3 separate regions of the Mus musculus genome follow, and all the other regions are linked to region 1. Evidence: chromatin loops called from intact Hi-C (ENCODE). Cell type or tissue: heart. All regions are shown on one strand.

What was found. Hi-C counts contacts between places; a loop is a spot of excess contacts. Peaks named below come from ENCODE experiments on the same cell type or tissue, not always from the same donor. Only the 100,000 strongest peaks of a DNase experiment are listed, where the experiment ranks them.
Region 2: it touches region 1 in a loop (8-fold over the local background); 20 of 42 quality-filtered maps call a loop at or near these places.
Region 3: it touches region 1 in a loop (5-fold over the local background); 12 of 42 quality-filtered maps call a loop at or near these places.

The regions. Positions count from the first base shown.
Region 1 is chr13:35,768,781-35,776,780 of GRCm38, reverse strand. All of the region lies in intron 3 of Cdyl (chromodomain protein, Y chromosome-like), which reads right to left. Among named protein-coding and RNA genes, the nearest start is that of Cdyl, 110 kb to the right of the region's middle. In heart, CTCF peaks have their summits at 2,813 (motif pointing left) and 4,714 (motif pointing right); no DNase peak of the experiment used is centred here; H3K27ac peaks cover 1,502 bases.
Region 2 is chr13:35,944,138-35,952,137 of GRCm38, reverse strand. No RefSeq gene overlaps it. Among named protein-coding and RNA genes, the nearest start is that of Gm30127, 16 kb to the left of the region's middle. In heart, a CTCF peak has its summit at 4,587 (motif pointing right); no DNase peak of the experiment used is centred here; H3K27me3 peaks cover 459 bases.
Region 3 is chr13:35,026,792-35,034,791 of GRCm38, reverse strand. It overlaps a transcript of Eci2 not described here. Among named protein-coding and RNA genes, the nearest start is that of Eci2, 37 kb to the right of the region's middle. In heart, CTCF peaks have their summits at 2,893, 3,622 (motif pointing left) and 7,630 (motif pointing right); no DNase peak of the experiment used is centred here; H3K4me3 peaks cover 500 bases.

The sequences.
Region 1 (8,000 bases):
ATACAAGAAGGCTGGTCACCCGCAGGGGATGAGCAATGGGTGGACAAAGTGCAGACCTTGTCAGAATGACAGGAGGAAAGGGTGGGAGCAGGGGGCACTGAATTTGGTATGCCTTTTTATATGGTTCCACCACTTAGTCAAAATATTTCATTCCAGTCAACTGTGGGAAGCCCTACAATTTAAATACAAGGAATAGGGAGTGTGCCCAATTGTACAAATGAGTACAATCACCACACTGAAGGGAGCAGAAGAGGAATAAACTGGAAAACATTATCCTCACTCAGTAAAGCTAAAGACAAAATTTCATATAAAAAAATCTATTCTCAGAAGAATTCAACAGTTAGCAAGCTCACTCTGTGAGAGAGCAAGTATTTTCAGCCTTACAGACCATCCACTCTCTGAAAGAACTTGATCAATGTACTAAAAGCAACCGCAGACAAACACAAACAGATGGGCGGGCTCTATTCCAAAAAACTGTCTACAACACTAGGAAGCAGAGTGGATTTGGTCCATGGGCTATCATTCATTAAAACTTGATCTAGTTAATAAGGTTGTTCCTCATATAAGAATGTGAGCTGACAAACTCGAACAAGAACTGGGCGGCGAATGAGAAAACGCAGTATGGCTAACAAGAGCCCGGAGTCTCACTGACAGGAAGACATCCAACCAAGTTAGGCAAAGTTAGAATGAACACTGTTGGGCTAGGCTGTGGAGTACTTATGGGAAGGACCCAATCAAGATGTCTACATGCATGTGTAAGGAACAGTCAAAGTGGACATGTCATGGGATTGGGGAAAACTATGGAATAGAGAAAAAGCCAACACATTTGGGTGCAACAAATGGGAAAACACACACACACACACACACACACACACACACACACACACACACAAAGAAAAAATGGTTTCTGCTTTTCCAATCAAAATACTTTAATGAATCTCAACATTTAAAAAACAAAAACCAAAGCAGGCAAACAAACAAACCCCACTTCTCATGGGCTGGAAGGAGGTTCAGAATAGTTTTTTTTCTTGGAGAGGACGTGGACTCAGCTCCAGTCCCATACTAGGCGGCTCATAACTGTCTGTAATTTAGTTCAAACACCCTCTTCTGGCCTTTGTGCATACCCGGCACTCATGTGGTATATATACATACATACATACATACATACATACAGTGCAAACACTTATAGACAAAATTAAAATACAAGCTTTTAAAAGTCAATTTACTTTTAAATTTTTTAATACTTAACTAATTTTATTTCAATCTTTGTTGGAGTACTTTATGTAAATTTCACTCACTTCACCATGGCCCCTTTGATGTGCCTTTCTGTTCTGGGATCTGCCCTGCGTTCCTTCCATTTCTTTTTGCTCTCTATCTGGGGCAATTCCTGTCTTTTTTATCATGACCTCTGCCTGTAGTTTAGAAAAGTTTTCCACTTATTTTGTAGACTGTCCCTAACTTTGGGTCCACTATATTTTTAGAAGGAACCGGCCTTCCACAGGGTTTGCTAGGGATGCATGACAAAGGATGCAGGCTGGAGCAGCAGGGATGGGCTTCCCAGAGCTCTGCAGATGATCTTCATTTAAGGCAGTGGACTCTGTGGGAGGGCGGTCTTCCTTCAGGCTGTCCCCCCTCACATAGGCCCTGCCTCTACGGCAGGGTTCTCAACCTTCCTAACACTGTGACCCTTTATACAACGCCTCACCTTGTGGTAACCCCCAGCCATGAAATGATATTGTTCCTTCTCTGTAACTGTAATTTTGCGGCTATGAATCATTATGTAAATATCTGTGTTTCCTTATGGTCTCAGGTGACCCCTATGAAAGGGCCGTTCAATCCCCCACCAAGGGTCAAACCCACATGCTGACAACTACTGCTCTAGATAGCACATGGCTCTCAGCCTGTCTCCTTCTGCCATGTAGCCTAAATTGACCTTATATGTGATCCTCCTGCCTCAGTATACACATGCACACAGGATAAAGTATAATGTAATAAAGTCATATTAAAAAGATTAACATTAGTTACGTTTGTCTTTAAAAGTTTCTAAAAATAAAAGCATTTTTTTACATTTAGAAGAGGAAAAAAACTAATTACTGGTTAGCACATTTTTAATGTGCATAAGACCATAGCAGTTCAAATATATTATTATTCTTCAGATATAATATCTAGTTCTCTCTTTTGGGGAAGGGATTTGAATTTTGACTCAAATCTTTATGTAGCAAAATTCATTGTTAACTACTGGTTCTATATTTTTCCATATTTGAAACAAATATAACCTTGGACACACAGATAGACACATAGACATGGGACAGACACCTGTGTTAAGTGGGCCAATGTGTTTTCATTTAAGGCATGCGCTTACACACGTTTAACTACTCCTCAGACAGATTATCTACCATTGAAGGACATTTTCTCAAATAGCTTTGGGCATTTATCACCAGCCATGGGGTAGACTATACAGGAATGGATATGGACACATGGAGACACACACACACACACACACACACACACACACACACACACACTCACACACTATCATCATCAGTTTGTAGAATAGTCAAGTTTAAAAAACTGTCTTGTCTAGAAACCCAGGTAAGGTTACTTTATTGTTTATAGCACTTGGGACAAGAGAGGACAGGACAGTCACCAATGTCACAGAGGGTGGGACACGTGGAGATGAATGTGCTCTGGAATGTCTTCAGCCTTAAAGGGGGTGATTAACAGCTGCCTCACAAGGGTGGGCGAGGTTAGTTCTTGTGTTCGGTCCTGTCTGGCCATCCCACTCTTTCTCTGCGTCCCAGCACCCTCTGCTGGGCAGAGCTGGAGGGCGGCTGGGAAGCAGGGTGGCTGCAGAGGGCCTTTCTTCTGTGATCTCAGAACTGAAAGGTGCTGCACCTTTTCTCCACCTACAGGCTACCGGCTACACACACGTGACCTAGGAGCCCAATTCTAGCAAAACAGATGGCTTGGCACTGGTGTCCTGAGAAGCAGGTAGCAAGCTTAAGGATATACACAGAGCACAACAGCACTTCAAAATCCAATGTTTAAAACAGTAGAGGGAGTAACCGAACCTTGAGAGAAGTAAGTCATGGGGTGGAGATGGGAGAAACAACTTTCTAAAGTTTTCACTTTCTCCAACATGGTAAATCAGACATCCTTCCTAGAACAATAAATACACCCACAGTTGAATAAAATGCCTTCTAAAGTCAGGTGTGGTGGTTCATGCCTTTAATTCCAGCACTCAGGAAGCAGAGGCAGGTAGATCTCTCTGAGTTTGTGGCCAGTCTGGTTTATAGTTTGATTATAGCACGTTCCGGGCCAACTAAAGTTACATAGTGAGACCCTTTTTAAACAAACAAACAAGAAAGCCTCTTAAGGGCTGGAGAGATGGCTCAGTGGTTGAGAGCACTGATTGCTCTTCCAGGGGTCTGGAGTTCAGTTCCCAGCAACCACATGGTGGCTCACAACCATTTGTAATGGGATCTGATGCCCTCTTCTGGTGTGTCTCAACAGAATGACAGTATATTCACATACATAAAATAAATAAAGATTTGAGGAGGGAGGGAGGGAGGGAGGGAGGGAGGTAGGGAGGGAGAGAGGAAGGGAGGGAGGGAGGGAGGGAGCCAGCTAGCCTCTTAAGCTGGGTGGTGGTGGCGGTGACAGAGGCGCACCTTTAATCCCAGCACTCAGGAGGCATAGGCAGGTGGATGTTTAAGGCCAGCCTGGTTCATTGTGAATTCCTAGACAGCCAGGATACATACACCCTCAAAAAAAACACAAAACAAAAAAGAAGAGAAGGAGAAGGAGGAGAAGGAGAAGGAGGGAAGGAAGGAAGAAAGGAAGGAAGAAAAAAGAAAGAAAGAAAGCAAGCAAGCAAGCAAGCTTTTCAAATACTGCAAAACAAGCCATCATTCTCAGCTGGCAAGGAGGGGTATTTTCAGGAATACTTATGGAAAGGTTTTGAAAAATCAAGGAAGCATTCCCCCCAAAAGCCACTAGTGCCTGTGATGTAGAGCTGGGACACAGGACTGGGTGTTGAGATGGGAGGTCAGATCAAAGTCCCTTCAGGTAGGAAAGGCCCCAGGTCAAAGGGCAAATAGGGAATGGACATGAAACAGACCTACTTCTCAGTCTTCGTTATATGGCAGATCATTCCAACCTTCAAAGCAGGATCCAGCCTGTCCACCTCCAGGAGGCAGAGGATGGGTGAGCGCGAAGGCAACTTTTATCTCCCTGCTTTCCCTAACAGAAGTACTCCTCAGATGCAGGCCCAACGTAGTAACCCACAGCTACAAGCTACCGAGTGCTCCAGGGGCAGGGAAAGTCTAGCAAAAGCTAAGGCACACTGCATTGGACCCGTGCAGGCTGAAGAGGGGACAAAGTACCCCAGCATCAGCACAGTGGACGGAGCCAGCATCAGCACAGCACCTCTAGGGCTGTCTGCGTACTGACACCCACCTGTAGGTGAGACTGTAAAAGGGACTGTACAAGGGACTCTTGCAGGCAGACTGGCTGCGGTGGCCTAAGGCTTATGGGCCCCTGGAGAATTCACCACTACTGAAACACTGCTGCGGACAGCAAACCACCAGGGCAGAAAGAACAGGTGCAGGGAAATGGAAGGACCCTTCTAAACAAAGGGGAGGGGGAGAATGACAGACAGACCCTGGGCTCCACAACACCAGGGCACCTTTTCAAGTGGCTGCTGAGGACAGGAGAGGGCGCTCTAGAGCTGCGGTTCCAGAAACCCTCGATGACCGCCCCTCCACTGGAGAAACGCAAGACAACTTCAAATGTGTTTGAGAAGAAAGGGACCAACAGTTGGGTTTAATACAAAATCATCTCGATTCAGATGTGAACAGAATAATGACCACAAAGGCAATGGCAGCTCAGCAGGAAGCCATGTTCATGAAACAAACTAGCCTGCTATTTACAGGGAAACTGAACAATACACTTTTTCTCACAGCAGAGTACTGAAGAGGCTACTCTGACACCGCAGATATCTTGTGTGAAAACTGAACTAAAAAGAAAAATCTAAAGACTACACAGGTAATAGGTAATAGGTAATAGGTAAGAATGGTGAGTCTGTATTTTCTGGTTAAGGTTCTACCCTATCCCCACAGTCGTGGCTGTGAACCTGTGGCAGGCAGTTAAGAGCTGGTCTTTGCTGTTGGTGCTTCTCAACCGTAACCGTTGTTGCCCATGTTGCAGTGACCTCAAACCATAAAATTATTTTTGTTGCTACTTCATAACTATAATTTTGCTACTGTTGTGAATCATAATGTAAATATCTGTGCTTTCTGATGGTCTTTGGCGACTCTGTGAAAGGGTCATGTGACAACCCTAGGGGGTTGTGACACACAGGCTGAGAACCACTGGGGTAACTGGTCTCACATACCAGAACTCAAGAGTTGGAGGTGAACTAGAAAAGCAGGGTACTGTGTGCAGGACACAGGCGTAATAAGGAACAAGCACAAACTGCTGCAGCTCAGCTTCATGTGCACCAGGTAGACCACAGGCAGCATGGCGAGAAGGAAGCTGGGCCCAGGAAATGTAAGCCCAACACGGAGCCAAATCCACAAATCTGCTTTCCCAAGCAAGCATGGCTAGGGCAGCAGAGCTTCCAGTGTGTTGTGTGTAGAACTCACAGCAGGCAAAGCGGAAGTCTATGTCAGATCCTCAGCCCCAGTCCAGCCTTCAGGGACATGAAGCCCAGGGGAGTGGACTGGCTAAGCGCAAGACCACCACAGCAGGGACTGACCAGCTTGTAAGTATAGGGGCGCAGTCCTTGGCCTCCGTGTAACGCCACCGTCTGCTACGATAAAAACCCAGCAACCCTCCTAAGAACTTGAAAGGGCTGAGTCTCTGGCACATGCACAAATTTCAAAAAAAGAAAAACAGCAAGGTAAACCCAATACATAAGCAAAAACTGTAAAATCTGATGCCAAGTGATTCCTAAGTAAGAAATAGGTTCAAAAAACTTATGAAAAACCATGTTGCCAATGAGTGAGCAGAAAGCAATCTCAAAACCGAGACTAGGAAAGTCGAAATTCTAGAGCTAAACAAAGTAGTTTAAGTAATTAAACCTCAGGGTGATCAGAGAACTTCAGGCGCGCCATCAGGTACCTCGATGCCTTGTTGGAGGGTTTCTCCGTTGGCCTGGAATTTCTCCAAGTATGCCGAGCTGGCCAGCCTGGGAGCTTCTAAGCAATCTACCTGCCTATTCTTCCTGTTCCATCAACACTGGAGCGCAGTCAGGCACCACCAGCTTGTTTCTGAAACAGGGTCCCTCTCTCTGTGTGTGTGTCTCTATGTGGCCAGCCTGAGCTCAGCAGACGCCTGTGTCTACCTAGCAAGTGCTGCTGTAAAAAGGCATATGCCCCCCCACACCCAGTTGACCACCAGGCTTTTATGTGGAACACATACAAACAAGGGTCCTCACACTTGTAAAGCAAATGGTTTACTGACTGAGCCATCTCCACAGCCAGGAACAACACATTTACTAAAACGACACCTGTTTAGCAAGTATGCTTTCTTTCTTCCATCATCGGAAAGAAAAGTAAAACAAACCAACAAGCAAGTAAACTGACCCAAATAAAAAGCATAAAATAACAAAACAAACAAAACCAGAAAGAAATGAATTGAGACATGAGAATTCAGACTTGCATGACCACAGGAAACGGAATGCCTGTGGGGAATCGGGGAAAACAGGGAAAACTCAGGAGTGCACAAGGAAGGAAGAAAGGCTTGGAGATGTAACATTCACAACAGCTCAGGGAACCCCAAGCAATGTCCCCAAAGGAAGCTTAACAGAAACAGAGTCAGGTAAAGAACACCTTGAAGGTAGAAATTCACGCTGTGAGCAGGAAAAGAAAGGCAGCAAGAACAAAGGACAGCCCCTCCCTAGAAACTACTGGCTTATTAAGACACAAGTGCCACAGTCAAGGGATTAAAGAGGAAGATAAACAGCCAGCCTCCCAGCAAAGCACTCTAACAATTCCAGTAAAACCATCCCTTCATCCAATGGAAGACCCCAGCTATAGGAAGGGCCAGGTCTCACAGTCTAACAGAAATCACACAGGATGGCATCCTGGATGTGCGAGAAGAAACAGAGCCAGGAACAGGATTTGTGGGGATATGTTTGCTAATAAGCAATTTCTAATCTTCGTTTCTGTAAAAGAGTAGTTAAAAGCAAAATCTATAATTATACCAAGGGAGGTACAGAACACATGAAGGTTCTAGCACATGACCACAGGAGGTTAGAAGAAAATGAAAATACACCACAGTAGAAACTGTTTCCTCTGGGTTTGACACCCATGCTAAGTAGATTATGATAAAGCTAATACTGTAATCCTTGAATCAATGATTCTATTTTCCCCAGAAAAGCAAAGAAATATAGCTAGAAAACAAAAGAACTGATGGGATAATTAAAAATTAATATAGAAAAGCAAAGAAAATCCTTTCCTTAATAAAGCAAAATATGAAAGATCTAAATATAATCACATTAATAATGATCTTATGCATAAGTGGTAGGCTGGGAAATGTGGCTAGGTGAACAGAAAATTGGCCAAGCATGCAAGAAGGAGAAAGGGGGTGGGGTGGACAAAGAGTAAAACAGTTTTAAATGTAAAGGAGACGCTGGAGAGATGGCTCAGTCATTAAGAGCAAGCGTTGCGATCCCCAGTGCCCACATCAGGCAGCTCACAACTCCCTGTTGAATTCTAGCTCCAAGGGCATCTGGTACTTGTACTCACATTCACCTTGCCTCCCCCATTACCTCCCTGTAACATACGTATAACTACAAACACAAATAAATGTAAATGGTACAGATTCTGATCAAAAGAAACAGATCGAACCTTTTAAAAGGCAAAACACCATCAAAAAAATAATAAAAATAAAAACGCAAAAACCCTCTATAATCTATTTTCTAAAGAGGTACTTTAAATACAAATATGAAGCAAACTAAAAATACCCAGATGGAGAAAGGAACATCAAAGCTAGAA
Region 2 (8,000 bases), 180 kb before region 1:
GCAGTAAGAGAAAGGGGTGTTTGTTACCTCTGCTGAGGTCACTGCAGCCCCTGGAGCGAGAGAGAAAGACTGCAAGGTCTTGCTTGCTTTTCAACATTTATCCTTCTTATTGTTAGGGTCAAGGAATCACCTCACAAACCATACGAACACCGACCTCAGTCAGATAGGGAGAGTTTATTGAGCACACACCTCAGGACTGGTCGACCAGGGCCATGGCCCAGATTCAGGAAATGAACCATGATATTGAGTTAAGATTCTACAGGATTTTTGAACCCCAAATCCACAAACATCTGTGCCACGTTATTTCACCAACCAGGAAATAACTGATTGGTTAGATTAGGGATAGGGGATTTCCTTAGGAACTTGTCTTTGATGTACATTTATCCTGTTTCCATTGGTGTTGGGGCATTCCAGCTGTGGCAGGGGACTTACCTTGTCAAATAATTATGTTCTACCTCATCTACCAAGATGAGACTTGTCTAACGTTCGTGTCTTAACTTGCCAACCAGGATGTCAGTTACCCATGTACATGTCTCTTTCTGCCAAGTAGGATGTCAGTTCCTGGGGAGGTCGTGGGAGCTTAAACTTTACTCGACCATTATTCAACATGGAAGGCTCATTTTAAATAGTTTCTTAAAGCTCTTATCTCGGGGTCGATCCTAGGGGCAGCTTATACCATGAAAGCTTATACACAGGAACAGGAAGTGCTGTTGGGTGGTTGGTTTTGGTCCAAGCAACTTTACATACATCAATGGAGCAGGGATTTAGGGCTTGCTCTGGTCCGGGCTCTCTAGAGTCACAGAACGTTTGGAATGTCTCTATATCTTAGGGGAATTTATTGTAATGACTTGCAGTCTGAAGTCCAACTAACCCGACAAGGGGCAGCCGTGAATGTGAGATCTAAAAGTCTAGTAGTTGTTAATCCCACGAGGCTAGGTGTTTCAGCTGGTCTTCTGTATGCACTGGAATCCTGAAGAAGTGGGTTCCAGATGTGCTGGCAAGTAAGTGCAAGCAGGTGAAGAAAAGCAAGTCTTCTTTCTTCCGTCGTCTTTATGTCGTCCTTCTGCCTCCAGCAGAAGACATGGCCCAGATTAAAGGTGTGTACCACCTTGCCCGGACCTAAGCCATTCTTTACTTGGAACTTGCTCTGTCCCAGGCTGCCGTTGAACTCAGAGATCTGCTTGCTTTTTTCTTCTGGGATTAAAGGTTTGTACCACCACACTTGGGCCTAAGTTTTTCATGGCCACTATACCTCAACATCCAGGCCAAAATTGTGTGTCATTCCATGTCAATATCTGGATCAAAAGTCTGTGTCTTCCAGCCTCACGATTTGGATCACAGGTGTGTCCTCCATTTCTGGATTGTAGTTCATTCCAGATGTGGTCAAGTGGACAACTGGGAATAGCTACTACAGGGCTGAAAAATAAACAAGTCATTGATCAAGTGGGGGGGGAGGGGTTTGACAATCAAATGTCTAGAAGGGGAAAGGTAGCCACCGGAGACAAGGTGGGGTCCTCTATGGAGTTCACAGGGTTTCTACAGTTCCCTAGGGATGCCAGAGGACAGCCTGGGCTCAAAATGAGAGGGGTGAAGCAGGGAGCAAGGGAGCAAGGGAGATGGGGGAGAGAGACTAAGCTCTCTCTGGGTGTTGGTGAGTGATGGATATACACTCCCTCCAGGCCAGTTCTCTGGCAAGTGGCTGTGGTCTTGAGGGGTGGCTGAACATGGGGGGCAACGAGTGTTAAGACCGTGGTCTATCCTGTTCCTGCCAATGTGGATCCGTTCCGTTGTGGAGAGCAGGCAAAATGGCAAACGACGCAGCATCTGAAGAGGCGTGATGGTAGCCTTGAGGACAGCACTTGGCGACTGAGTCTGACTTGAACTGGCTGCTTTTTCTTTATTGCAACGATGGCAGATGGATGAGCTCAGAGCATTCTAACACAAGCGTGAGCGTTGACTGATATTTTCTTGGAAAACAACCCATGTGAGCCTCTGACTTGGATGAGAGTGACCGGAAAATGTGTTGCCGATGTGAAAAATCTAAACTTTAGGGGGAAGTGGTAATTGGGAAATACTTTGTGCAACACAGTTTGACAGCTTCCTGACTTTACAGTGTTCACCCTGACATCAGCAGGAAAGCAAATGTGAAATGTGTACTGTAATGGTTAGGCGTCAACATTTGAAAGGTCGCGGTTTTTCAGTGAACCCTGTTTCCTGAATGATGGATGAATGGTAGTGCAGCATCGAGCCTGGTCAGTGCAAAATAAACCAGTTGTAACTGAGTGTGAAAACCCCAGAAGGTTTCAGATTCCACACTGTAACTGCCTTAAAGAGACTGCATCCCTGTGCGCCCACATCTGGAAAAATCAACATTTCAAGGGTGGGGGGATAGGCAGTCAAGAACTTGAAGCCTTCTTAATGGAGCCACGGGTGTATGGGGTGGGGCGTATTAAGTGCTGAGACCCGGTAATTTACAAAGAAATAATCCTCCGGATTCTGGTTTGAATATTTTGCCTTAATGGGTGTTTATCGTGCCAGGGACCCTTGCTGCCCACCATTTGTAGCAAGCCCCTTCTCTGCTCTTCTCTGATGCTGTTAGTTGGAATAGCCATGCCTGTGGTTTTTGGGAGAAATCTGCTTCCTCTGATAGTTTTTGGGAAGGTTTGATGCTGCCGTTTTAATGAGAAATGGCTGCTCTCTTTATCTGTCTTTCTGTGAGATATCCAAACAAAGCCCCCAGATTGGGCAGCTTACAAATGACAGAAGCCTATTTCCTTGCAGTGAGAAGAACAGAATCAATGTCTGCTGGGAGCCTGATGTTGACCCATGGATGACACCGCCTCTTAGAGTCTATGGCAGAAGGGGTGAGCCAACTCTCTGGGGTCCTGAACACTAATCCATTCGTGAGGACTCTGCCATCAGGACCTGATAACGTACAAACAGCCTCACCGTGCCTAGATTCTTCCTCCTCTCTCCTTACCTCTTCTGTACCCCTCTGTCTCTTTATCCCTCCCCCATCATTACCCTCCCCCATCCCTCCCCCATCATTACCCCCTTACTCTGCATCCAGGGCTCAGTCTGAGGATATCCTGAAGCCAGCATGTCTCACTATCTGAGTTCTCTGTTCCGCAGGACTGGAGGAAAGGGTGTGTGTGGCTCCCTCTCTAGTAAGGGAAGAGAAAGCAGTGGTCATGGGAACCCTGACCTGGCTCCATGGTCACCATGACCCCCTCCTATTTCCTACCACTTGCCAGGTCTCCCATCCCCACCATCTACAGCTGACCCTGGGAGTGACTGCTGGTCCACGTCATATTACAAAAAGCTAGTACCTTCTGAGAACCAGACTCGAGAGGAATGGCTTGCCTGTCTTTGTGTCATATGTCATCAAAATACAACTTGTAGTTTGCATGGCTCGAAAGATCAAGAGACAGGAGCTGGTCTGTGTGGACACTTTTAATAATCTCAGAAACTGATTTTTTTTCCTTGTGATTTGGAGTCACTTGTGGCTGGGGACAGTGCCATACAGAGGAGAGCCCCACTCCCAGCCTGGTGGACTGCTGTGAGTGCAGTGTTAAGAATAGAGCAGAATGCTCAGGATTTCCCAAGGCTGGCAAGGGTTCTGGGGCCACTTACCAGTTCCATCCTGTATAGCAAAGTGGAACAGCCTGAGCCTTAGGTCACAGCGTCCATTCCGGTGTTTCCCTCCTGACTGCCGAAGGTAGTTACCTGGGGGATGTTTGTAATTACATCTGAAATGTATTTGTCCTTTTGGTTTATGTACCTTTTTTTTACTCTATTTTTTAATGGCAAATTTTGTTTTCCAACAGTTCATCAAGTCACTGTGTAAAGCAAAGAGCTCCAGTACACTGAGGTGAGAAGAAATGAGATAAATTATACCATAAGTGGTGGCACAGAAATTTAATCCCAGTACCTGGGAGACAGAGGCAGGCAGATCTCTGAGTTGGAAGCCAGAACGAGTGCCAGAAAAGCTAGGGCTACAGAGAGAAACTCTATAAAAAAAACAAAACAAAACAAAAACGAGAGAAATTAGCACTCGCAGCTCCTGAGGAGGCCCTTCTGTGTCCTGTCTCATCATATGTGCTGCTAAAGCTGTCCCGTGTTTTTGAGGATTTCCCCACCACTCTCATAGAGGTGGGCACACATCTGGGTACATGTCAAAGCTGACAATCGCAAAACCTCCAGGCTTCCCCTGTCTAAGTCGAGTGAGCAGACACAAGCCAGGAATGAGGGCTGAGAACAGCGACTGGCCTTACTCATCTGGTTCAGAAACTCTTGGAGGATTTCCCACTTGAAGAACGTTGGGGCTTCCAGTCACCATGAGCTGTTTTTCCTTGGTGAGGAAATGAGTCCCATGCCAGCGCCCATCACTCAGTGAACCTAGGCTTTTGCGGTAGGTTCTTTGGCCTCCCCTGGATGAATTTTGTCTCCCCAGTTCACGCTCCTCAGCTCTGCCAGCATGGGCACACCAGAAATAACTATCTGCACAGGATTTGGTTTTTTGAGCTCCACAATTCAATTCCATGCAATACTCGGCAGAAGCAACATCTTTAGTACTGCAGTGCAACATCACAACCAGCAGGTGGCGCCGCATTCCTAGTTTGTCTCTAAGGCTTTCTAAACCCAACTCGTGGCCTGTCATTTGAGGCTGTACTTGTTTGCTCCCTATACCCCTCTTTCAAAATATAATACGTTGATAGAAATCCCGAGGTTATGGAAGGATAACAGGAGAATATTTTTTAGCATGAGAGGCATTGAAACGGGGTCTCTATAGTCCGGGCTGCCCTCCAACTCACGGTGATCCTCCCGTATCAGTCTCCCCAAAGAGATGATTGCTTCATGTTTATTATTCACAGAGCTGGGGCCATGGCTCAGTAGATAGGGACATTTTTTGGTCTTGTAGAGGGCTTGGGTTTGGTTCCTAGCCCCGACACTGTCTATAACACCCGCTGCAGGAGATCAAAGACCGTCTTCTGATCTCTGCTGGCATCACGCAGGCGCATGGTGCGCACGGATACGCTCAAGCAAAGCTAGCATTCACACAGAGAAAATAAACGAATCAAACAAACAATAACAAAACGTTTGCTGTTCACGATTCCCAAGACACACCACAGGAAACATCATTGTGACCCAGAGGCAGGGGGTTCAAAGAGCTGTGGGCAGAGCCTTTATTGTGGTCCCCGTGGAAAGGAACAGGTGATGCAAGGTGGACATGTCCACAATGGGAATATGTGAGTTGTTTAGGAGACTCGGGGACTCGGGCTATCCCTGGGTGTCTGATCTCTACCCTCGGGTGCTGAGGGCAGTGGGTAGACTGCCTGAGAGCCTCTGGGAAGGAAGCAGCACTGTGTGCTGCAGTTCCTCAACAGCCTACCACGGAGATCCTCTAGGGAGTCTGCAGAGAAATCTCTGATGTGGCGGGAGGAGAAAGGTCAGGAGTAGATGGAAAGGGGTCAGGTTGTAAAGTATAGTGCACACACCTTCTTCCTGGCTCATCACAAAGTCCAAAGGAAGGGGGGAGGGGGGCCAAAGTTCCATCCATCCTCCTGCATCCATCCATCCTCCTGCATCCACCCATCCTCCTGCATCCATCCATCCTCCTGCATCCATCCATCCTCCTGCATCCATCCATCCTCCTGCATCCATCCATCCTCCTGCATCCACCCATCCTCCTGCATCCACCCATCTTCCTGCATCCACCCATCCTCCTGCAAATAAAGTGATGAACTTTATCTTACTTTAGAAGAAACTTCCTCATTCTTAACCCACAGTAGTTACTTTATCTCGGGAGTCTATTTCTTTTCTTCTCCCCAGCTCCTCTTTTCTTCGCTGACCTGGAACTTCTTGTATAGAACAGGCCTCACACAAGACCTGTCTGCATCTGCCTCTCCTTCCTGAGCTGGGATTAAAGGCGTGTGCCACCCTGCTCAGATAGAGAGGGCAACAATGTAACCAATGTAACAAAGAAACGACTCCATTTAGGTTCAGCTCGGTGTACCAGTGTGCCCTGGGGTTACTCAAGCAGCGTGGGTGACTCTAGTGGCTGTAACACTGGAAAGTCACCCTAGCACTGGTGACCCTAGCACATGAAGACCGCATCACTGAACTTCTCTGTACAACTTACAGCCGTGCTGACCCAAGGCTCATCTCTCTTCCAGCAATTGCTATAGAACCTTGGGAGGGAGGTTCCATGACTCCCATGGGTGTTTTGAAAATGCTATGAGCCTCAGAGCCTCCCTCCTACCCCCAGGAAGGGACGCTTCAATCCCCACGAGACCACGAGCTCTTGACTGCTTCTACTTTGCTCTGCACTGGTATTTACCACAGAGCCTAGTCTAGAGAAAGGATCAGTAGATATTCATTAAAAAAAAACAAAAAACAAAAAACCAGAAAAACAGAAAAGTTATCATTGTTCATCTGTTTTACTTAATTGAAGTCCCTGGGGTCATAAACTTAACAGTTTCAAATGAGCTCATTAACATTGTGTTCCTTTAAATATTGTAAACACTTATCCCAGCCTTCTCTCTCTCTCTTTTTCTCTCTTTAAATTTGACCTATCTGCAATAAAATTCTGCTGAGCAAAATAAGCTTTTGCTTAGTCCAAATGGAATAATTAGAAATTTGGGAGAAGCAGTTGGAGTTAATCGGTTTCTACTCTGTTCAGAATAATTATAGAATTTCAGAGCCAGGGAGATCTTAATTTGTGCATGTGTTAATTAAGCTCCTCTAGGTTAGCTAAGGAGATAGGAGGGGGGATACACCTCACAGGCTGTGTGGGGATGGAAGGAAGGTCGCTTGACTCTCACAGACAACCTTATGTGAGACACCCCAGAGTCCTGCACAGGGCCCTCTCCAGTCCCGGGGATCAAACCAGGGCTCACATAGTGGGCAATCGCTCCCTACTGAACCACATTTCTGCCCCACCTTTATCTTTGACATAATTACTCACAGTTAAAATTTAAGGTGTCTGATACCCATGGAACTCTCAAGAAGTGGGCCTACAACAGGCTGCTTTCTCCCACTTGATATAAGCAACTAACACATTGTGGGGCGAAGGCTCATAGACGTTGTGCTGATTGGTCTTAGAGCAGCTTGACACACAAACTAGAGTCATCTGAAAAGAGGGAACCACCATTGAAAAAAAATGTGTCCACAAAATCTGCCTGTAATTCATTTTCTTAATTAGTGATTGATGCAGGAGGGCCCAGTCCATCGTGGGTGGTGCTATCCCTAGGCTGAGAGTCCCGGGTTCTATTAGAAAGCAGGCTGAGCAAACCGTAGTGCTGATGCGAGCTTTGATAAGTCAGATTGAGGGATGTGGAGTCAGTAATTCATCACTCAGCAGACATTTCTCTGAGGGAGTAAAACTTAATTCTCTGGGGCTGGTGAAAAATTCTGGGTAAAAGGAATTAATCACCACTTTGACCACCAGCCCAGCTTTAGCAAAAGAGGTATGTAAGCCAGTACCAGTTGGGCTGTGTTGTTCTTGTTCCCTGACCTCAAACAACCCCTTGTTCAATTTTCCAGAGTGCACCTTTCTGAACTTTACGTTGTTCCCCAAGATTATCTACATCAAAGCCACTAACAAAAACATCTCAACCTAACTCTACTAACAATCTACGTCTCCAAATTCTTTCTAAGGGTGGGGGTCATTACTAACAATATACATCTCTAAGTCCATCTGAGGGTGATGGTTGGATCATTAATCTGCTCCAGCAGCAATGCTTGGAAAAGATCATTGCTATTATTGTTCAGTGCTAATGACACTGCCCAGGGAGGGGCTGGAAGCCCTCTTACAGTTTTCAGACAACTCATAGGTTATGAGGGTGTCCTGACTCCAGGGCAGCACGCAGAGCCATGCTCCACAACAGTATGTGGTCCTCAGGACACGTAGTCCTTGGGGCTCCGCCTCTCTGAGGCACACCTGCTGTAATTGTGCTAGCATGGTGACCAACTTCGTTGAGTTCTAAAGCTGTTCCCCT
Region 3 (8,000 bases), 740 kb after region 1:
GAGTTGAGAGAGCAGTAGAGACAGAGAAAGGCAGAGAGAGTAGAGGAGTAGTGGCTAGCCATGATCATGTGGAAAGAGAGGAGGAGGGGAATGGAGAGAGGGGAGGAGTAGGACGAGAGCACAGAGCTGGAGAGCAAGAAAGCAAGAGAGAGTAGAGGAGTAGAGGCTAGCCATGATCATGTGGAAAGAGAGGAGGAGGGGAATGGAGAGAGGGGAGGAGTAGGACGAGAGCACAGAGCTGGAGAGCAAGAAAGCAAGAAAGAGTAGAGGAGTAGAGGCTAGCCATGATCATGTGGAAAGAGAGGGGGAGGGGAATGGAAGGCTCTACCCTCTCCTTCCCTGTGATGGAACTTCTGCCACAAGGCAAGAGACATGGAGTCCATACCTTGAATCTTGCATCCTTCTGTTCTGACCTCCACAAAGATCCATTCACTGGTAATTCAGAGCACTCTGGAGACTGCCTTTATCGACTCAGTGTGCTAGTATGTCCCCTTGAACAGGAGTCACCTGTGGCCATACCAACTACCCACAAGGCTAGTCACTTATAATGCTCAAGGAAGAACTCTCCTGAATGCGAGCAGAAGAGCTGCCATTGTGGGGAGGACGAAAGATACAGGTGTCTATCCCACTACACAAATACCCAAGCAGGCTCAGAAAATTCTTTCTTGGGGCTCAGTGAGTAAGAGATCTTACTGTGTAAGCACGAGGAACTGAGTTTGCATCGTGTGTGTGTGTGTGTGTGTGTGTGTATGTGTGTGTGTGTGTGTGTGTGTGTGTGTGTGTCAGGGGTGGGGGGAGGGGTGTATGTCATTCTGGCTCTGCTTCCCTGCCCATCCTGGTGCAATCACCTAAAATTGAGACCAGCAAGTCCTGAGAGGAAAAGCAAGGCAGGAACTGCAAGGAGCGACAGAGGTCTCAGGTGGCCATGAGTGTAATGTCAGACTCATAGGAGAGGCTTCAGCGAGATAGCTCATTTAATCATGTGACTGAAGGCTACTTATACCTTTTGGGAATGGATAGGGGCTTTCAGAGTAAGGGCACTGGGGACGCATCTTTTGCATAAGGAGGAACTCTGGGTGCTGTCCTGATGTGATCTTATGAGAGGAAGTTTAACCTGGCTACAGGATGGGGGGTGTTTATAACCTCCTCCAGAGTATACAGAGGTGGGGGCACAGGGCTGTGTACCAGAGCATGCAGGCCCGGGGCAGCAGAGCCTGCTGATGTATTTCAAGACACACATCAACCCCACTCTTGCTCTAGTCTGCTCTCCCATGCCCTCCACCTCTCCCAACCCCCACCTCCTCCATCCCCCACGTCCTGACCCCTCCACCCCTCACTCTCACCCTATTCCCTGTCCCACGGCTCTCCTGCCCCACAGAGTTGGTTTTGGTTTTGCTTTTTAAAGGTCTGGGTTTGGCCACACAAACAAAATTGTAAGAGAGTAGTGGGGGGGAGGGGGGGACAGAGACAAGAGGATCATTTGTTCTAGCTAATTAGTCAAAATACTGGACTCTAGGTTGAAAAACCCAATCTCAAGGGAACAAGGCCAAGAATGATGGAACAGTATACCCAACAGACTGTGCACACTACACACACATACTATGCATACATACACACTCACATACTTCAAACATATACATACTACACACAGTACATATATACTACACACACACACATACACACACAGACCTCACATACATCCTTCCTCTTCATCTGGAAAGTGTCCATTTGTCTATCAAGGATATACATAAAGAAACAAAAGTTCTCTGCTCCCGTGTAGATCAGGAACCCTGCAGGCGATCTAAGCCTCCAGCACACACATCTCTCCTCAAATCATTTCTCACTGGTACACCTCGACTTCCCTTTAGAACGTAACTGTGGTGTGCTTGCTAGTGCTCAGCCCAGGGGCTGCCAAGTGGCAAGCCCTCAGCAGGTATTTCTTTAACAATGCACCGAAGAAACATATACATGAAATGTTGGTACTGCAGCAAAAGGGAAAAGACCACACTCCAGCAACCATAAGGCAGCTCCCGGGGCCTCTTGATGATGTCTCAAGGGTGACATTCCCTGTCTGCTCAGAACACCCAGCAATATTAAGAGCCTTCAAAAGGGGGAAAATGTATTCTATTTATGTTGTTTGAGGTGGAGAATTTTTATAGATTTTAAGGTATTCATTGAAATTATTTTTATTTGCATCCTAAAAATATCTATTTTTCTGATTTCTATACAGTGCTTCCCAAGCCCTCAGTTTATTTTCAGTAAACGGACGTAGTAGGTGTCTATCACATGACAGTCATGAGACAAAGACACTGCCAGGCATCCAGCCTCAGGCTATTGACATACTTGGACTGCAGAGAAGCCTGTGACCCAAGTGGAGGAAAGCAGTTCATGCTCTCTGCCCTCGGGAATGAAGGAGAAGAGCTATCTCTCAAGATAGGTTGTTGAGAGCCTTCAAGAAGCTTTGCTACAGAGGGGGAAAGGTGGGTTAATTGGGATTTTTATATTCTAAATAGAGGATCTGACTGTTTTACTCCAGTTTCTGTTACCATGTCGGAGAAATGGTAAATGGGTGATCTATAATGAAAAGAGGTTCGCTTGGGGTCACGGATCTAGAAATTCATGTTGGTGGTGCCAGAAGATGCTCAGCTTTTGGTGAGGCCCTGGAGATGTAAAACATAAGGAATATAATGGAAGGCTTCATATGTCAGGACAACGGCGGCTAGGTAGTAGGTAGAAGCAGGAAGAGGGAGTAAAACTCCCAAGATAGCCATTGCCTTGAGAAAAACGACATTAATTCATTCATAAGGCCAGATCCCCTCCACAATGAGCACCTCTGAAGGGCCCACCTCTGAAGAAGCCAGGAGGCTATGCAGAGCCATGCCCGTCCTCCTGGGGCAGTGGAGAGCAGAGCCTACAGCTGACATAATCACAGCCTCAGCACCCAGAGGTTGGAGAGAACACAGGCTCTGAAGAATAAAGAGCAGCAGCTGGTGACTACAGACTAAGAAACATCTGGCCAGAAACCAGGTAAGTGAGGGGAGGTGAGAGCTCTGTGACTTTATAGAAAGCAGGTTGATTATATGACAACAGCAAAGGGCCAATGTGAATGGGGACAAGATTAAGGGGAATAGACAAGAACCAGCTGCAAGGCACCTTCTGGGCCACACTGAAGAGGTTGATGACAAGAAGTAACTTGATGAAATGTACATTTCTCGAGGGTAGCCTGGCAGAATCAGCGTTGGCTAGGAGATAGACAGACCTTGTTCAGAGTTACTGTGGACTCAGGGCATGAGTGATAAGGAGCTTGGGTAAGTGGCAAGAACTATGAAGGAGGAACCCTAGGATTTGATGGCTAGACACGGTATCAGTGAAAAACATAGCTCGTCCTCTAACAGGAATAAGAAATGGTTTATCCTGAGCCAAAGATGGCTATAGCATGGGCACCCTGATTCAGGTTGCCCTGGATGGTATGCTCCACTAAGGGAGAAAACTTGAACATTTATAGACCTGGAACTAAAGAAAGTTGTTAGTCAATGTACGTAATAGATGCCGTAGTGGGCACATCAGGTAGGTGTGGTTATAACAGAATATCAGGGATTTCTTCTGTAGGTTTCAGGTGCCATCTTGTGGCGTTCTTAACTTGGGTTTGGTGGAAGCTAATGGTCTGCTAAATTTACAATACAGCCCAAAAGTTTTACTTGACATCACAAAGATGTTAGGTCTGATTCATAGGTTGGTGGTAGCAAATGACCATTAAGAGGGCTAAAGAGAGATGAAGATATCTGGCCCCATATGCAACTTTCCATCTGCTCATAATTCTGACTTCCTGGCCAGTTAACCTGCAGAACCTTCAGTATAAATGTGGTTTCTTCTAAGAACTATGGCCTGCTATGGGAAATAGGAGAAAGGGGGCTTCCTAAGGCCACCAAAAGACGTATACCTTGATGACTAAGCATATGCGGGGTTGGAGCAAAGATGAGCTGGGCTCAAAAGTGAGCTCAGTTTGGGACCTGTTGAATCTGGCAGCACCAGGTCTTTCTTATTCATTATAAACACTTCATGGCAATTCCCCCTTGTTAAAGAGTCACTGTCTAGTATAAGCAAATGAACAAAGATATACAGTACAGGGAGATAAAATGCTGCTGCATAAATGTAGGTGTGTGCTTGCTTATGTAAACTTCCCCTTTTACTATCTGACCTAAAGTTAGCACTGGACAGAAAATAAAGTTGGATTTTAATTATTATTATACTCCTGAGGTCATGTTTTTGGAATTCCCAAACTGAATATTTCAACTCTTATAGAAATGTTCCAACAAGGCCACACCTCCTAATGGTGCCACTTTCTAGGCCAAGCACATTTAAACCACCACATATGGAATTTAAAAAAAAAAATCCCTCTACAATTTTATTTAATTTATTCCTATCAAATAAGTATATTTATATTTAAACATAAACATATCTGCAGAAATGTGTGTGTGTGTGTTATATTGCTGAGCATAAACTAATGGAGAATAGTTTTCAACTAGTGACAATAAAACAAAGATGTCAGCTATGAAACAAAGCCCTCCCAGTTGCTGGGCTGCAGGAAGAGAGCGCAGGCTCCACGTACGGATAATCTGCTCCTGTCTAACAAGAAGCCCACATTTCCATGACAGCTATAAAAACAGACCTCCTAAGGTGCTTCCCTCCTACATACCTTGCTGGGATGGTTAATTTTCTTGACTGGCCTACGGTATCCAAACATTAGGTCAAACACGATGCTGGATGTCCCTGTGGAGTTGTTTTTAATGAGGTGAACACTAATTTAGATTCATCGACTCCCAGGAAAGTAAATAATGGGAGTGAACCTCAGTTAATCAGTTGAAAGAACTATTAAAGCCAAGACAGAGGCAAGTCTCCTGTGTCAGAAAAAATTCTGCCAGAAGCCCACCTTAAATTCAAACTGAAATTCCCGAGGTCTTCAGCCTCCAGGGCTCGTTTGAACTTTACTCTTGAAAAATCCTCTAACAGGTGGCTAATTGCTTAATAAAACAAAATCTATCTCAGAAACTTCCCCTAGTTTTTCCTGGTGGCCCCTTTCAGCCTTTGCTTATAGTCCTTTGTGATTCTGTGGAGCTGGAGAACTCTCTCTACCAGAGACTCCTAGCTGCCATTCTGAGGCTGGGACTCAGGTAAGACTCAGCCTCTTGGTGTGGACCCAGGGTCCCCTTAGTTATTCCCTGCTACCTACCCCTCTCAGCTATTCCTTCTAGCCCATTCCTTTGTGACTCCCAACAATCTGCAGAACAGCAACAGGGACTCCAGAGCTGCCACACTTGGCCAGGACAGAGTAGGCAACAGCCACAAATTTCAGAACACTCACCCAGCAAAGATAAGACCCAGTATCTACACCAAGAAATGCTTATAACATCGTAACTCCAGAAACACACAAACATGAACAACCAAGACAATATGCCTCCTCCAGAAGCCAGCAAACCTATTGCATTAGGCCCCAAGAGTCTTCAAAAATAATAATTAGGAGTATGTTCAAAGACCTTCAAGATGATATGAAGAGATGTCTCGGTGAAAACCACTAAACCACAAACAGTTGAATAAGACAGTGGAAACGATTCAAGACCTGAAAGTAGCATTAAATAAAGACATAAAGTCACTAAAAAAAAAGTCCAAACTGACATAAAATTCCAAATGAAAAACTCAGGATGCCAAACAAAAGCCTCAGAGATCAGAGCATCATTCAACCCGTATCAAAAAAAAAAAAAATGGTAATTAACAGAGACCCACAAATGCACAATGGGTAGATAAATAAGGTACTTTGGAGCACCCAGTCCCAAATGGGATGTCTTTATTAAACTCTTCCCCTCAAGGTTCAAGGGTCTAATACAGTGGTTCTCAACCGTCATAATGCTGCAAACTTTTAATATAGTTTCTCATGTTGTGGTGACCCACCACGCTTATAATTATTTTGTCCCTACTTCATAATTAATTTTGCTAGTGTTATAGATCGTAACGGAAATATCTGATAAGCAGGATATCTGATAGGCAACTCCCGAAGGGGTCGGGACCCATAGGTTAAAACCACTGATCCAAGTGAAGAGGAGACAGAAAGAGTGTAAGAGCCAGAGGTGGCAGATGACTCCAAGAACTGCATCTTTCAGGTTCAACAGCATTGATGTACACATGAAGGAACAGAGATTGGGGCAACACACCAAAACCTGCACAGATTTGAACCAGATAAAATGTCAGCACTGAGAAGGGGAAGTGGCAACACAAAATCCCACCCTTAACCAAGAAGCTACTTGCTATTGTAACTGCTGAATAAGGGAAAATCAGTTTTTTTTTTTTCCAATGGAGCATCACTGGGTATATCAATCACATACCAGGGCAGGTCGCAAGCCCAAAAGTAGCTGGCTACCACAAAATAGACTTGCTGGGGTTTGTTTGTGCTTTTTTTTTTTTTGTCTTACTATTTGGGGGGTGTTGTTGGTTTGTCTGTTTTTATCTTCATTTTTGCTGGATTTTTCTGCTTTTTTTTCTTTACAAAAAAGAAAAAGACTATGAAGTTGTGTGGGTAGCAAGGTGGGAAGGATATGGGAGCAGTCAGGGAAGGGAAAACAATATAATCAAAATATATTGTATGAGAAAATAGGTAATGTTTAATCTCTCTCTTCCATCTCTCTTCAGTTGATTCTATTTTTCTCGAGATCCCTGACCAACATGTCCATGTTCTTTTTCATCAGTTTTGTTCAGACACTTGTCCTTAAGAGCTGCACCTATTTCCATCACCTTAATTCCAGCAGTTTCTGGAACCTGCCATCTGTGTGTGGTGCAGAAGGAAAGATGGAGACAAGCCGACAGCAACAGCCTGACAGTGAGTGGTTCTCTCAGAGCCTTCCCTACTTCCTGTACCAACCCCAGTCTGCAAGATACAGGCTTCAAACGATGCTGCAGTTAATTTGGAAGAATGGCAGGGAGAGATCTCACCAAAAAAGTTCAATCAAACCCCAAACCATCTGTGGCACCCCTAAAAGAGACCATACAGTGTGTCAGCCCTGTCTCCAACACATTCCTAGGGATTTACTAAGCACCTATTGTTGCAGCCTGGTATTGATACAGTGGACTCAGAGATAAATCAAACTCAGACTCCGGCAGAAACCTGCTATGTTCTGGAGGTGCCCAGGACACCTCCTTCTTGGTCAGATCCATAGGTACTGTCCCACACCTGGTTTGGAAATTTGTGGCCCTCAAGTGAAGCATTATCCTCTATGTAAGTTTATGTATACTTAAACTTTTAAGTATAGGGACATATGCAGATAAATATTTCGAATGCTTATCAAATACTAGGCTTCCACATGGCTTTTTCAAACATCTTTAGTATTATTTATCTGCCCTTCCCACCCACCCATCCAACCCCCATTTAGACCTTTCCCCTCTTTTTGCCTTATCTCCCGTTATATAGTTTTTAGAGGTTTGAAAGTAAAGACAAAGTCATTAAAAGGCAGATCTTTTAAGTTTTTATGATGTTAATGATCTTTAATTTTAGTAAAACTAGAGCCTTAGAAGAGAATTACAGACTTCTTTTGCTGATGTTAAAACTTTCCCCTACACCATGTAGTTGCTATGTGACATCACCAGGTGGCAGCAGAAGGACTACGTGACTTCTGACCATTGGTTTGGGGAGGGGCTTGGGGAGGGAAGACGACTCCCCTTTTGTGTTTTTCCGGTGAAGAGTGTGGGGATTTTCGTCTTGGCTTCAAATCCGTCGAAGCAGCACAACAGGTCAAAAGTAAGTACCCCCAATCATGGAACTGATTTTAGAGCCCATTGACAACTAAGTATGTGGGCAGGAATGGGTGTAAGGACAGACAAAAAAGTAGTTGTCAGATTCATGTGCAGTTGCCCAGCACCAACCCTTCAGGCTGCCTTTCCTTGGTGTTCCTGAAGGATAGTTTGAAGAAGAAGGGCTCCTGTGTGTTCTCAGGGCTCCACTCAAACTTTGGATA